Regions from separate parts of the Mus musculus genome. Here regions 1 and 3 are each linked to region 2. Evidence: chromatin loops called from intact Hi-C (ENCODE). Cell type or tissue: heart. All regions are shown on one strand. Region 1 overlaps Gm39962 (a long non-coding RNA gene). Region 2 holds the start of Zfp341 (zinc finger protein 341). Region 3 holds the start of Cbfa2t2 (CBFA2/RUNX1 translocation partner 2).

Region 1 (5,000 bases), 200 kb after region 2:
ATGTGAGGAGAACCACAGAAAGGGGGAGCTGTGTGTGTAACTAGGGGCAGGCTTTTAGGAAATCCCTGACTTTGGGTGGTGAAAAGCAGAAAGGAAAATTCTGGAGCCAAAGAGTTGGCCCTTTGCTCCCCTCATTCCCCTCTTCCCCCATTTCTTTCTTTCTTTCTTTTTTTTTTAAGATTGATTGTTTTATTACATGTAAGTACAGTGTAGCCATCTTTAGACACACCAGAAGAGGGCATCAGATCTCACTAGGAATGGTTGTGAGCCACCATGTGGTTGCCAGAACCTGAACTCAGGACCTTCAAAATGAAGAGGAGCAGTCAGTGCTCTAAGCCATCTCTACCCACTAAGCCATCTCACCAGCCCCCTCTTCCCCCATTTCTGAGACACGGCCTCCCTATCGAGCTTTGGCTGGCCTAGAATTGGCGATATAGACTAAGCTGGCCTCAGATTCCTAGAGATCCACCTGCCTCTGGCTCCTGCATGCTGGCATAAAGTGGGGCTGGAGAGACGGCTCAGTGCTTCCGAGCACTTGCTGCTCTTCCAGAGGACCCAGGTTCAATTCCCAGCAACCACATGGCAGCTCACAGCTATCTGTAACGCCAGTTCCAGAGAACCTGACACCTACCTTCACATGGATATACATGCAGGCAAAATACTAATGCACAGAAAAGAAAAATAAGTTGTATTTTTAAAAGATGTTTAAAATTCTTACTGAGGGCTGGAAAGGTGGCTCAGCGGTTAAGAGCACTGGCTGCTCTTCCAGAGGTCCTGAGTTCAAATCCCAGCAACCACGTGGTGGCTCACAACCATCTGTAATGGGATCTGATACCCTCATCCGGTGTATCTGAAGACAGCAACAGTGTACTCACATGAAAAAAAACAAACAAACAAAAAAACAAATAAATAAATTCTTGCTGAACCAGGACTACACTGTCTCCAAAAACCAAAAAGAAAGAAAAAAATTTCTTGCTGAATAAAATGACTAGTTCTTCAAACATAGTAATAACAGTATTAATCTCAATAAAGCGGTCCTCAAGCCAGTAGCAGAAATTTGAATGAGATATTACTATTATTATATACTTTGTCGAGGTAGGGTCTGGTGTATCTAGGGCTGGCTTCCTACTTACTGTGTAGCTGAGAATGACCTTGAACTTCGGGTCCTGCTGCACTACCCAACTGCTGGGACTACAGGCCTGTGCTGCTTCACCTAGTTTACGTGGGAGCATTAAACCCAGGTGTTCCTACATGCTAAGCAAGTACTCCATTAACTAAGCTCTGTCACAGCCCCTTGTTTTGTTTCTGTTTTTTAAAAGCAGGGTTTCATGTAGCCCGTGTTCACCTTTAACAGGCTTTGTAGCTGAGATTGGCCCAGATCCTCTTACCACCGCACTTAGTTTACTATTTATTTTTGTATGTTCTGGGGGTTGACCTCAGGGCTCCACGCATGCTAAAGGAGCACTGCACCGACGGACCTACCTTGAAACCACACCAGGAGCCATTGTTAGGTCTCCATACCTTACAAGGATACCTTTCTGTTTCCCAAGCTTAGTGCGTCCACAAACCACACTTTCCAACTTGTGCTGAACTTGAAACCCTGCTTCGCCAACCTCCTAAACACCTGTTCTGACCGCCCTTCCACAGGATACAATCTTGCTCTTATCTACCCCACGGGCTACCTTGGGCCCCAAGTTCCTCACTCTTGGGTCCAGGTGCTATCACCCCTGACCCTGCCCTTATAGGGGGATCTCAAGGGCTGGAAAGATGGCTCAGTGGTTAAGAACACTGACTGCTCTTTCAATAGATCCTGAAGATCCTGAGTTCAAATCTAAGCAACTACAAGGTGATTCACAACCATCTATAATGGAATCTAATACTCAAACTGTTTTTGAACAAATGGATCTCAAAGTCTGCCTGGAGGGAGTTCCAGAACAGCCAGAGTTATAAGAAGAAACTCTGTCTCCAAAAAACAAACAAACAAACAAACAAACAAACAAAAAAAAAAAGAGGGAGAGGGCTAGAGAAATGGCTCAGCTGTTAAGAGCACTGGTTGCTCTTCCAGAGGTCTTGAGTTCAATTCCCAGCAACCACATGCCGGCTTAGAGCCATCTCTAATGGGATCCAATACCCTCTTCTGGTGTATCTGAAGACAGCTACAGTGTACGCATATAAATAAAATAAATCTAAAACAAACAAAAAAACCCAAAAAACAAAAACAAAAGCAAAGCAAAAACAAAACAAAACAAAACAAAACACAACAAGGGAGATGTCTTGGCTTGTGATTCCTGAACTTGGACAGCTAAGGAGGGAAGATTTTTCAGTTTGAGGCTATGCTGGTAGATCCTTTGTGAAAGAAACGAAAGATAAAGCGGGAGAACAGGGTGAGGGAGACATGGAAGAGAGGAAGGAGAAAAAGAAGAAAGGAGAAGCCCACTCCTTTTCTACTTTTGTTACTTATTCCCTTGTTTTCAAAGGGAATTGTTCTAAACCAGGCCAGGACCCTGCACTAGGCACTCCCCGACTGTCTGCTGCCCCCTGCTGGTATTCCCTCCACTCCAAGACAAAAGTTTTAATTTGAAAGAAAAAGGATAAGGATGGCACTGATTCCCCAGGAACTCAGGCTGTCCTGCCCAGCTGGTGTTTTGGGATGTGGACCTTGAAGGCAGAATCTTTGCATCCTGAATTAAGCATTAGTCTGTCTGGAGCCCTAAACAGGGCCTTTTTCCAGTGCCTGCTTCTGGGCTGCAGGGATAAGGCTTGTTGAAGTATTGCTTAGACCAGGAACCTGAATGATGAACACCTTTCTGGCTTCTATTGACTCTATCATAAAAGGTAGATTCTTTGCCTTGGCAGACCTCCTCTGCTTCATTATGTAAACATGTATGTCCTTGACAGAATCTGTAAACACAGGTAAAAGCATTACACAGTCCATTATGTTAAAACAGATTACATGTTATAATTTTTTTTTCAAGACAGGGTTTCTCTGTGTAGCCCTGGGTGCCCTGGAACTCACTCTGTAGACCAGGCTGGCCTCGAACTCAGAAATCTGCCTGCCTCTGCTCCCAAGTGCTGGGATTACAGGTGTGCGCCACCACGGCTCAGCGTGTTGTAAATTCATTCTGGTATGCTTTCTATAACGATGCTGAGGTGATTTTGAGCTCCCTTTGATTAATTAAACTTATGTAATTATATCCTATATTAACGTACATAATTAATTGGTTTATCTATTTTCTTTTTCTTTTGATACAGGATCTCAAGGCGAAACCTTTGTTAGTTTCAAAACCTGTGGTCATCTTCCTGCCTCTGCCTCCCAAGTGCTGGCATTAAAGACATCCCACCATGCCTGGCTTTTTTTTTTTTTTTTTTTTTTTTTTGAGGCTGGGTATCATGTAGCCCAGCCCAGGCTGGCCTTGTTGCCAATGCTGGACTTGAATTCCTGATTCTCTTACTTTCTCCTCCCAAATGCTAAGATTATGGAAATGTGTTATTAGCCAGGCATGGTGGCTGACTGCATGCATGTACTCTAAGTACTTGCCTGGTGCCCATGGAGGTCAAAAGAGGGCATTTGTCTCTGGGAATTGTAGTTACAGATGGTTATGAGCTGCCATGTAGGTGCTAGGAACCCAACCTTGGTCCTCTGCAAGAGAAGCAAGCAGTCTTGACTGCTCAACCATCCCTCCAGATTTCTCTCAGCTATTTCTGAGACTGGGTCTCACTACTTAGCTCTGGTGGCCTGGAACTCGCTATGTAGACCAGTCTGGCCCTCCTCTGCCCCCCGAGTATTGGGATTAAAGGCCTATGCCATCACAGTTGTCTGAAATGGTTTTCTTTTCTCTTCTTCTTTTTTTTTTTTTAAGATTTTTAAATTTTATTTTTATTTATATAATTTAAGTATATGGGTACACTGTCACTATCTTCAGACACACCAGAAGAGGGCATCAGATCCCATTATAGATGGTTGTGAGCCACCATATGGCTGCTGGAAATTAAACTCATGACCTCTAGGAAGAGCAGCCAATACTCTAACCACTGAGCCATCTCTCCAGCCCCTCTTTTTTTTTTTTTTTTTTTTGGGAGTGAAATTTTATTTTATTTTTTAAGATTTGTTTATTATTATTTATAAGTTCACTGTAGTTGTCTTCAGACGCACAGAAGAGGGTGTCAGATCTCATTATGGGTGGTTGTAAGCCACCATGTGGTTGCTGGGATTTGAACTCAGGACCTTTGGAAGAGCAGTCAGTGCTCTTACCCGCTGAGCCATCTCACCAGCCCTCTCCAGCCCCTCTTAAATGGTTTTCATAATAGCATATATTAATTGTGCATGATGCTAGATTTAAAACTATGACATTTTCTTTTTTTTTTTTTTTTTTTTATTAAAAGATTTATTTATTTTATTTTATTATATGTGAGTACACTGTAGCTGTCTTCAGATGCACCAGGAGAGGGCGTCAGATCTCATTATGGGTGGTTGTGAGCCACCATGTGGTTGCTGGGATTTGAACTCAGGACCTTCGGAAGAGCAGTCGGTGCTCTTAACCACTGAGCCATCTCTCCAGCCCTGACATTTTCATATATGCATATAAGTATTTTGATCATATCTTCTCTCCACTCCTCTCTCTGTTCCACTTCTATTCCCACTGATTCCGTTCTGGGATCAAATGTCTCCCAAATGTCTCCTTTACAACTTAATTTGTTATGTTTTACTTTGTTTGAAACAGACTTTCTCTGTAACAGCCCTGGCTGTCCTAAAACTCACTAGACTGTAGACCAGACTGGTTTTGAACTCACAGAGATCTGCCTGCTCTGCCTCACGCCCAGCTAACATGTGCTGTATATGACTCCTCACTGTCACAGAGGGGTGGATACGGAGCTACAACGCCCAGTCAGATCCTTGGGAGTCATGGAGTATTGACCTCTTCCGGCCAGTCTAATCATCTGCAGTAGAAGGCAAGAGTGCCAGAGTATTCACTGATGATACTTAATAAGTGTTTGGTTCT
Region 2 (5,000 bases):
ACGTGTGTCAAGGCTCTTGTGGCTCACTTTGATAATAGTCTATTTCACAGGTGAGGAACAGATAAAGTCAGGAGAAAGGAGGGTGAGAGAAGGGAGGATGTGGCTGGAAGTGACGCAGGCTTCCTGAACTGTGGGCAGTGAGGCTCCATAGCATGAAGAACACAAGCTGTTATCACCGGGAGAAGTCGGGTTCTTGGAATCACTCTGTCTATTAGAACTTCAGGAGGAAAAACAAAAAAAAATTTTTTTTCAAGATAAAATATTGGGCCTGTGAGATGGGTTCACACAGTGGGTGAAGGCACTTGGCAAGTTGAGTTTGGCTTCTAGGACCTACTGACTCCTGCAAGTTGTTCTCTGACCTCCACATGCATGCTGTGACCTAAGTATGCACACATACAGACCATACATATAAAAAAAGGTCGAAAACATAAAGCCCTTAATTAAACGTTCCACCCTCCGCTCCTTTCCCTTCTGGTGAAGTCCATCAGTACAAGCCGGGCACACTGCCCTTCCTTCCTTCCTTCCCATCAAGGCCCCTGGTGCGCTCCCGGAATCTTCCCTCACCCCACTGCTTCCTTCCTGACATTTCTAGACTTTTGGCAAATCTAACCTATTCTGCTTCCCAAATATATCTGGGATCCACCCTCTCCAGCCGCTTGGCCGAGCTCCTTACACTCCCTGCTGCCCTTCACCATACCCCCCCCCCCCCCGCATTCCCCAGAAGCCGGGGTGAACTTTATAAAACATACATCAGATGATGTGGCTCCCCTGATGAAAACCTTTTTTTAGCACCACACTGATCCCAAGATAAAGTTCAGAAGCCTCATCAGATCTGAGGAGGGCTTTTCTCAAGCCGCTCCGCTACACTGCACCGGGAATTATGGGAAATCTTGTTCTCCCTGGCTTCCACCACCTGGTCCTTCCGATGCCCTTTTATTTGGATCGCCACACACCTGCTGTTCTTCTCGTAGAAATTTTATTTATTTTGGTCCTGGGGACCTTTCAAGGCCAGTGAAACTACACTTCTCGAATCCTATTTAATTTTTTCTTTAGCTAATACACAAGCATATGCTTGTACGAAACGTTTAAACAATGCAATACCCCACTGTCCTCCAAAGGGAATGAACACCCACGACCTGACCACACGCAATACCCCACTGTCCTCCAAAAGGGAACGAACACCCACGACCCTGACTGACCACCCAGATCCACACCACCCCTGCTATTTTCTTCACAGAACACACCAGCTGGGGTCACCTTTGCAGTCTTCTTTTTTGAGTTCCCGTTGTTTTGTGGTTTTTCCCCCCTTTTATTTTCTGTACAATGATATTTTTAATACTTTTGAGATTATAATTTGATTAGGACATTCCGCCCTTCACTTTTCTCCCTCCAAACCTCCCATATAACCTCTCCACTCTCCTTCAAAGTCATGGCCTTTTAAAAAAAGTTGTTATTGAGTATATGTATGTACACATATATTCCTAATTGGTTTTTGAAAGTCTCATGGTGCCAAAGCTGGCCTCAAAATCCTTATGTGGCCGAGGCTAACGATCTTCCTGCCTGTCTTCCAACCGCTGGGATTATGAGCATGCACGGCAAACCCTGCCTGAGATTGCCTTCTTTTACTATTCTTTCCCACAATTCTGACGGCGGGGTGAGGTGGGGTAGTAATGAAGGAGGATGAGGACAAGTGAATCTGGCTTAGTAAGAATCACTGGATTTCTTTCAAAGGTAAGACTCAGGTGAGAGCTCATCCTCCAAGAAGCTAGTGAACTACAAGCCTTGGTTTCCTTCTGCCGGCCCGGCCCACAGATTTCCACTCGGGCTGTTCACTCCACCCTCCACCCACAAGGCTACTACTGTGTCCAACTCCTCTCCTGTCTCTAGAGCCATCCTTTGTTGTTAAACTCCAGCAGGTGCACATGGTGGCGCTCAGAGCTCCCTTTCTCCAGAGCCTGGGGCCCATGCACCACGGCGATCTTGCAGATCACAGAATCGAATCCGATTCGATCGGAGACCAGAGTAGCCCAAGCAGGCACACGCGTGCAGGGCTCAGATCGGAGCACGGTGGGTGCCCTGTGTTTACTGGTTTGGGCCGGTGGTCTCTCCCAGACTCCGCTGTGCACACAGGCGGCGCCTCCTTCTCTGCTCTGGACTTAGTAGGACTACATCCCAGCCCGGAGGCCACCGTGGGTCTCGGGACGTTCTGAGTGGTTCGGGCGCCCGACTGGGCAGCTGAGCCGCCCAGCCCTCCCGCACCGCCGTCTCTCCAGGCCCAGGCCCCCGGCTGTTTCCTGGGCGTGCACCCTCCCGCGCCGGCGGCCTCGACTGCCGCGCTGTTCCGGTCCCGAGGCCCCCTCCCCGCAGAGCCGGCGCTCCCAGGCTGTTCCCGCCCCCTCCCGCCCCGCGGCTGTTCCGGCCCGGACGCCCTCCGCCCTCCGCCCCGCGGCCTCCACGCGCCCTGGGCCCGGCGCTGCGAGGGCGCGGCGGGAGGGGGCGCCACGCGGAACAGCCGCTGCCCCGGCCCGACGCGCTCACCCTCCAGGGCCTCGAAGATCGCCTGCGCCATCTTGGAGCTGCCGCCGCCCGGGGAGTCGGAGCGGGGCTACGCAAGCATTGTGAGAACCGCGGCGGGGTCGGGGCCGCCAGGGGGCGCCCAGGAGCCGACGCCGAAGCCCCTGCCCCGGAAACAGCTTGCCCCGCTGTCCGGCCGGAGACCCAGTCCCCTAGTAGTTCCAATTCTACACAGACATACGTCCGGCGCTCGCACATCGCCTCCCAACGCGGACACCGACCCCAGTTCTTCAACACGCACCCCATGATCGCTGCACACAGTCTTCTTCAAGGTTGCAACACCAACCCACCTCACCGAGATTGTCTGTTACATGGACACCCCACACCTTGCAACTGTGCCACGCTGATTGGAAAGCAGCCTTCTCGAAGGACTCCTATCTCTGGTCTTAATTCCTCAGTTTATGTTAGATTCCCTCAGTGCTCTTCTTAACCCCAATTTCCAGCTTTGGAGGGACCTCCATTCCCATTCACACACCTCTCGACTGTGATTCTCTGAGACCCCATTTCTTTGACGACCCTATTACCATTTCAGCCATTCCTAGCTCAAACTCATAGGGAGGGGATCCACTCCCAACTTCATGTCGTCGTTTTTACATTTATTATTAATTTTGTTTTGTGTATATGGACACACATGGCATATATCTACACACAGACACACAACAAAACACATGTGTGAAGATCAGAGGACAACGTTCCGGAATCGATTCTCTTCCCTCCATCATGTGAGACCCTGGCACTGAACTCAGTCCAGCAGCAAGTGCTTTTACCAGCTGAGCCGTCTCTAAGTTTTGTTTATAATCCATGAAGTCCAATTTGAACTGCTGGTACATTATATTGATCAGTGTGTCAGTGTGGGGTCATCCACTGGAACATGGTTTATCAGGGACTACATATACACTTAGAGGACTTTCTCTCCCAAGACAGACCTCTGGGGATTTGTGAGGTCCTCATCCATGCATTCTGGAATGATGACTGGCTTGATCCTGTGCAGGTGGAGAAAGCTACAGCTGGTCTGAGTTTGCAAGTGCTGTAGCCCTGCCATTTCCAAGACACGATTTCACCCCAGGCCTCCCCAAACTCTGGCTCTTATATCTTTCCACCCCGACATTCACCATGATGCCTGAGTCTTGGAAAGAGGAAAAGATGAGATAGAAGTCCTACTGTGGCTAAACACTCTACTGACACTTTAACTAGTTGTGAGTTTCTGACTTAACTGTCCTCTGTTGCACAAAGTTCTGTAATGCTGGCTCACTTAATAGTCTCACTTAATAGTGTCAGCTGCCCTGAGTGTGTGGGGCTCGAAGAGGGCAGGGCTGCATACAGAGCCTGGTGAATGAATGCTAAGCTGGTGATCTACTTTAGCTCCACCTCAACCCTTGACCTTTAATTTTGACCTCAGTTTTTGTACTTACTATTCTCTCCAGCTTCCATTACCCTTCCTAACAGCTGACACCACTGCTTCTTGGGTCATCTACCTCCTCAAAGAGGCCTTTCCTGACCAACTACCCTGACTAACATAGCTTCTCCTTGTACCAGAATAAAAATTATCTGAAGCCATGGCTCCTCTTCTCCACCCCTCATTTACTTCCTGGTCTATGGCCTATGTTTTCTGATAGATTATGACTGAAGACAATTTTTTTTTTTTTTTGGTCTTGGCTATGTTTCTAGAACCTAGAACAATACCTGGCATATCGTAGGTGCTCAACAAACAAGTAATTTTTAAAAAAGATTTATTTATTTATTTTATGTATGGGAGTTCACTGTATATAGCTGTACTGATGGTTGTGAGCTTTCATGTGGTTGTGGGAATTGAATTTTTTGGACCTCTGCTTGCTCTTGGCCCAAAGATTTATTTATTATTATACATAAGTACACTGTAGCTGACTTCACACACCATCTCACCAGCCCCAAACAAGTAAATTTTTAAAAATTATATCTTCACTTCTATTATTTTGTGTGTGGATGTTTTATGTGCATATATAGCTGTGTGCTACATGCATGCAGTGCCCTGGAGGCTAGAAGATGTTGGATCCCCTGGAACTGGAGTGATGGAGGGTTGTGAGCCACCATATGGGCGCTTGGAATGGATCCTGGGTCTTCTGCATGAACAAGTGCTCTTAACCACTGCACTGTTCTCCAGACCCAATGATTAAAAGTTGAATTAAATGACCAGATACATTATAACGATAATAATAATGATAAAAGCAATGCCAGATGAAATTTTAGGGAAGAAATCAAAATCTGAGGCCAATGGGTCAATGGTGATGTTAAAAATAGAAAAGAAGAAATTCTGGTTTTATTCCTGGAAAGAAGGTAGAAAAAGGGCTTTAGCATTTGGAGTGAGCTCTGGGTCTGCAGAAGTTACAGGAAAAGGACTGCCTGGCCTGTGAAGTCTGTGAAGAGTGTTTTTGTTTTAGTGGTGGTAG
Region 3 (5,000 bases), 180 kb after region 2:
AAAGGGCTGGGGATACAGATCAGCATGGTACATAAAGCACAAGGCCCTGAGTGCAATCCCCAATACTGCTTTAAGTAAATGAATTTAAATTCGGGTAAAAGTTTCTTCCACTTTTCTTCTGTTTGTTTCGTTGTTGTTGTTGTTTTTTGGTTTTTTGAGACAGGGTTTCTCTGTATAGCCCTGGCTGTCCTGGAGCTCACTGTGTAAACCAGGCTGGCCTGGAACTCAGAAATCCGCCTGCCTCTGCCTCCAGAGTGCTGGGATTAAAGGCGAGCGCCTCTCTTCCACTTTTCTTATATATGATACCATCAAACCTAAGGGTTACTTGTCTCCCTTCAGAAGACCATTGAGAGCAGCAACAGCACACTTAACTACAGAAGGCATTGGTGGGAAAATCTAGTTTGTATCTTTTTCCATTCAATTTGGAATGAGAGCCCAAGAAAAAGGCTGTATGAATCCTCCGCTATAACTGCTGAACTGAAGAGCAAAGAGGGGAGGGGCTAAAAGCTCTCAAGAGGCCTCATTTTATCCTTGCACAACGGACATCCTGCAACACCTGATGTTAGCTTTTATTCATTTTTTTGTTTTATTTTTAGGGTTTTGTTGTTGTTTTTGTTATTTTGTTTTGTTTGGGGCAGGGTGCCACAATGTAACCCTGGCTGGCCTGTATAGATCAGGCTGACCTCAAACTCAGCCTCCAACGTGCCTCAAATACCTGTTTTTAGACTGTCACCTGGCATAGACAAAGAAATATCCACAAAGCACGAGTCCCTCTCTTAAACTCAAATTCAGAATCTAGTCTGTCAAGTTTGTTGCCATAGTCTCTGGACTTAGAGTGATAATTTGTATTTAGATGATTTAATAAATATTAAATGAATCGAATGCAAATTGCCTGGTGCTCAAGTAATGTTGGCTATTACTGCTATTTTAATGACAATTAAATTTTTATTGTTCTTATTAAACGATGCCATCCCTCCTCCAAGGATCTTACAATTCTAGGAAGAACGTCTGTAAATGGGATAGCGAAATGGAGGTAAGAATAAAAACACAACTGAGTCACATAGTAGGACTAGTCAAAGACAATATTAAACAAACTAACAAAACACAACCAGACGCCAACTTCGGACTTTTCCGAGGAACACACATAACAAACTGTGATTACGATAGTGAGTTTTCACACTTGAGTATGATGTGCAACTGTGTGTTCAGGGGATTTTACTGGATTCACTAAACCCTACTACAGAGCATTCAGAGTACGTTCCTCACAACCCATTTTTCAGATCGAGCAACTGAGACTTTTGGAGCGCCAAGGTCACAGCCTACTCGCGAGGGAGCCAGGACATGAACCCAAAGCAGTCCGACCCCAGAGCCTACATTCAACAGGGCCCTCCGGAATATCAGCCCGGCATCCTCCAACATCTACCACTCGTCGCTCCAATTCCGGCGTGTTTCCCGGGACCGGACTTTCAGCCCCGATGCCGCGAAAACAAAACAATACTTCTCTCGCGGACAGTCCATAGGGCGCCCGCCAGGCCTGAGCTCCAAGGCCGCTCCACACAGTCCTGCTCAGCACCCGGAGCCGCGAGCCCCACAGGAAGCGCCGGGATAGCCCCGAGGGCCCCGGAAGGCCGGGGAGCCGCATGACCTTGGATCCAGTGCCCCAATCCCGGCCTCAGTTTCCCTGCCCAGGCCTCCCGCCGGGGGGCCTCTGCAAAGCCTCCCGCCTATGGAGCAGCAGGCCCCTCAACACACACCCCTCAGCCGTCCGCCTTCCCGCCCCACTTACGTTGGAAGGCGGCCGCTCCAGGGACGCCCACCATCGCGGAGCGCAGTCTGTCGCGAGCGCCGCTCGCTTCGACCCTCTGCCTGAGCCCTCCGCAGGCGCAGGCCGGGACCTGCACCCGCCGAACTCGCCCGCACCAGCGCCGCCGCCGCCGCTGCCGCCGCCGCCGTTAGGCCGCGCGCCGCCCCGCCCCCAGACAGCCCCGGCACGCCCCCGCCGCGCGCTCCCGCGCGCAGACCAACGCACGCGGAAGACGGGCCCGAGGGCGCTCACGCGAAGCACCGCCTCCTGACCTGGCCCGCCCCTTCCGCGCCAGGCTGCGTCCTATCCTGGAGCGGCCTGCACTTCGACCCGCCTCCCGCGCGCTATGCGTGGCCGCAGGGAGCCGCCCTTCTCCGAGCTCCAGACTTCCGGATGTGGCCTGGGCGGCAACCTAGGAACGGGGGCGGAGTCCCGGGGCGGGGCTTCGGGGAGGGACGTTTCAGGTGCAGGCCTTGTAACGCTTTGACGGTTGTATTGGGTGTTAAAATTGTTCTTTCCTCCTTTTACTTATTTGTTTTTACATTGACTTATTGCATATGTGTGCGTGTATATGTTTGAGGGAGTCCAACGCATGTATGTGAATGTCAGAGAACAAGTCGGGAGCAGGCTCTCCTTTCACCCTGTGGATCCAGCAGGTCAAATTTCGGGCATCAAGTTTGTTTGACAGCAAGCATCTTTGCCAAATTAGCTATCTCGCAGATTTCTACATCTTTTGCGGCTATAGGAATCTAAATGTTTAAAACAACTAGCTGTCATTACTGATTTCTGTATCAGATCAAGGGGCTTTGTGGGGTTTGTCTGTGTTTGTGAGGAGGGGCACGTGTATGTGCAGGGGTTTTTTTGTTGTTGGTGGTGGTTTTTTGACACAGTCTCACTTGTAGCTCTAGCTGTCCTGGAACTCACAGATAATCTATCTACCTAACTCTACCTCCCAAGTGCTTGGGACTAAAGGCCTGAACTACCAGGCCTGGTTAAGTGCAGGTTTATTTTGGTTTGTTGAAACAATGTCATAATGTACATTTGGCTATTCTGAACTCACTGACCTACACCAGGTTAGCCTTGAACCTTAAGCTATACTTCTAAGTCTATCTCCCAAAGCTGTGTCTATAACACCAGCAGGCCTCACAAAAAGTTGTTTCTGAAAAGGGCCTATTTTGTATGTCTAGCTGGGCTGGAACACACAGTGTAGCCACAAAAGCCTGGAACTCTCACACATCCTCCTCCCGTGGCCTCCCAAGTGCTGGGATTGTAAGCAAGAGTCACTAGCCTGTCTTCAACAGCTGCTTTTATACACTCTGCAATTAACCATCTCAGTACCAAATACAGTTTCTCCCCTTTTCTACACATTCGCTAGAGTCTCTCCCACTGGGTTGTCCACCTATTTCTGTTAGCAAACTCAAAACATAAATCCTCCGAGCAACCCAAGAAAGTACTCTGATCCTAGCATGAGTTCTCTGCCATTCTGTCTCTCAAAGATTCAAAATCAGGAACTATAACTAAAATGAAGCCAGCCTGGCATAGTGGCACAGACCTGTAATCCCACCCTAGGGAAACTAGCAAAATAACTGCCAACCCAAAGCCAGCCAGGGCCACATAGTGAGACTGTCTCAATACAACAAGGTCAGGCATGGTGGGTCACACCTGTACTTCCAGCATTGTTGGTAAACGCAGGACATCAGTTCAAGGTTGCCCTATATGATGATTTAGAGGCCAAACTGGGTGAGCCGCGGTGGCATTGCCAGGTGAAATGGCACACACCTGTAATCCCGTAAAGTGGCACTTGGGAAGAGATCAAAAATTCAGCTACACGCAGGGCGGTGGTGGCACACACCTTTAATTCCACTTGGGAGGCAGAGGCAGGTGGATTTCTGAGTTCGAGGCCAGCCTGGTCTACAAAGTGAGTTCCAGGACAGCCAGGGGTACACAGAGAAACCCTGTCTCAGAAAAAAAAAAAAAAAGAAAAAAGAAGAAAACAAAAACAAAAACAAAAAACAGCACACATCTTTAATCCCAGCACACAGGAGGCAGAGGCAGGTAGCTTTCAGTGACTTTAAGACTAACCTGGTCTACAGAGCATATTCCAAGACATCCAGGGCTACACAGAGAAACCCTGTGCCTGTGGGGGACTGGAGAGATGGCTCAGTGGTTAAGAGCACTAACTGCTCTACCAGAGGTCCAGTTTAATTTCCAGCAACCACATGGTGACTCACAACCATCTATAATAGGCTCTGATGCCCTCTTCTGGGGTAATTGAAGAAAGTGGCAGTGTACTCATATAAAATAAATAAATAAATATTTAAAAAGAAGGAGAAGAAGTGGGGTGGGGGTAGAATTCAGTTACAGAAGCTGGAGAGATGGCTCAGAGGTTACAGGCACTGGCTGCTCTTCCAGAGGACCAGGGTTCAATTCTCAGCACCCACATGGCAGCTCACACTGTCTGTAACTCCAGTCCCAGGGGATTTGACACCCTCACACAGATGTGCATGTGGACAAAACACTAATGCATATAAAATAAAAATAAATAATTTAAAAAGACAACGAATTCTATATATCAAGTGTATCGTGAGACAAAAAGATGGCTACTATGGGGCCAGACTGAGCTACTGTCAGGTCCTGTCTCCCAAAAGAAAAAAAGAAACCCCCTAACATGGACTGATGCCCTAGATTTGATATCTGGCTCTGTAAACAAACAAAGGTTACAGGTTCAAATAGACCTAAGGAAATAGAAATTGCTTGGACCTCTGAGCTATTTGTTTGGTTCTTTATTTTATTAATATTTTTTTTTTCCTTACGATTCTCAGTCTATATCTCAGACTGTCCTGGAACTCCTAACAAGTCGCATGTCTTGGCATCCCAAATTCTGGGGCTCCAGACATGATGATACCAAGCTGAATTTTTTTCTTTTTCCTTTTGTCCCCCCAGTATTTGTCTTTAGTGACAACAAGAGTAAAGCTGGGCAGGCAGAGAGAGTGCATGCTGCCTGCCATCTGTCTAGGCCACGTGACTTCCCCTGCTAGTGAATGATCAACACCAGAAGACAGGGAGAGAGCGGCTTACAGACTTGTGGAGTAGCTCCTTGTTCCTTGTTGAAACACCACTGACATTTATTTACTTATGTATTTATTCATGATAGTGATGTGGTGTGGTGGTTGGTTACTTGTTGATTGCCCCCCCC

The links. A loop is a pair of places that touch in the nucleus more often than their neighbours do. Peaks named below come from ENCODE experiments on the same cell type or tissue, not always from the same donor. Only the 100,000 strongest peaks of a DNase experiment are listed, where the experiment ranks them.
Region 1: a loop joins it to region 2, with 4 times the contacts of the local background. A loop is called at or near these places in 20 of 42 quality-filtered maps.
Region 3: it touches region 2 in a loop (2.5-fold over the local background); 4 of 42 quality-filtered maps call a loop at or near these places.

Annotation. Positions count from the first base shown.
Region 1 is chr2:154,414,844-154,419,843 of GRCm38, reverse strand. Gm39962 (a long non-coding RNA gene) reads left to right here. Exons shown (of 3, transcript XR_866871.2): 3 at 3,253-3,345. Among named protein-coding and RNA genes, the nearest start is that of Gm39962, 4.0 kb to the left of the region's middle. RefSeq lists a cis regulatory region at 1-440. In heart, a CTCF peak has its summit at 2,536 (motif pointing left); no DNase peak of the experiment used is centred here.
Region 2 is chr2:154,610,941-154,615,940 of GRCm38, reverse strand. It overlaps Zfp341 (zinc finger protein 341), which reads right to left and starts at 2,573. Exons shown (of 15, transcript NM_199304.1): 1 at 2,539-2,573. The coding sequence starts at 2,569. In heart, CTCF peaks have their summits at 1,927 and 2,638 (motif pointing right); DNase peaks (open chromatin) are centred at 510 and 2,510; H3K4me3 peaks cover 2,335 bases; H3K27ac peaks cover 2,916 bases.
Region 3 is chr2:154,433,423-154,438,422 of GRCm38, reverse strand. It overlaps Cbfa2t2 (CBFA2/RUNX1 translocation partner 2), which reads right to left and starts at 1,939. Exons shown (of 11, transcript NM_172860.2): 1 at 1,787-1,939. The coding sequence starts at 1,820. In heart, CTCF peaks have their summits at 1,869 and 2,163; a DNase peak (open chromatin) is centred at 2,112; H3K4me3 peaks cover 2,484 bases; H3K27ac peaks cover 2,101 bases.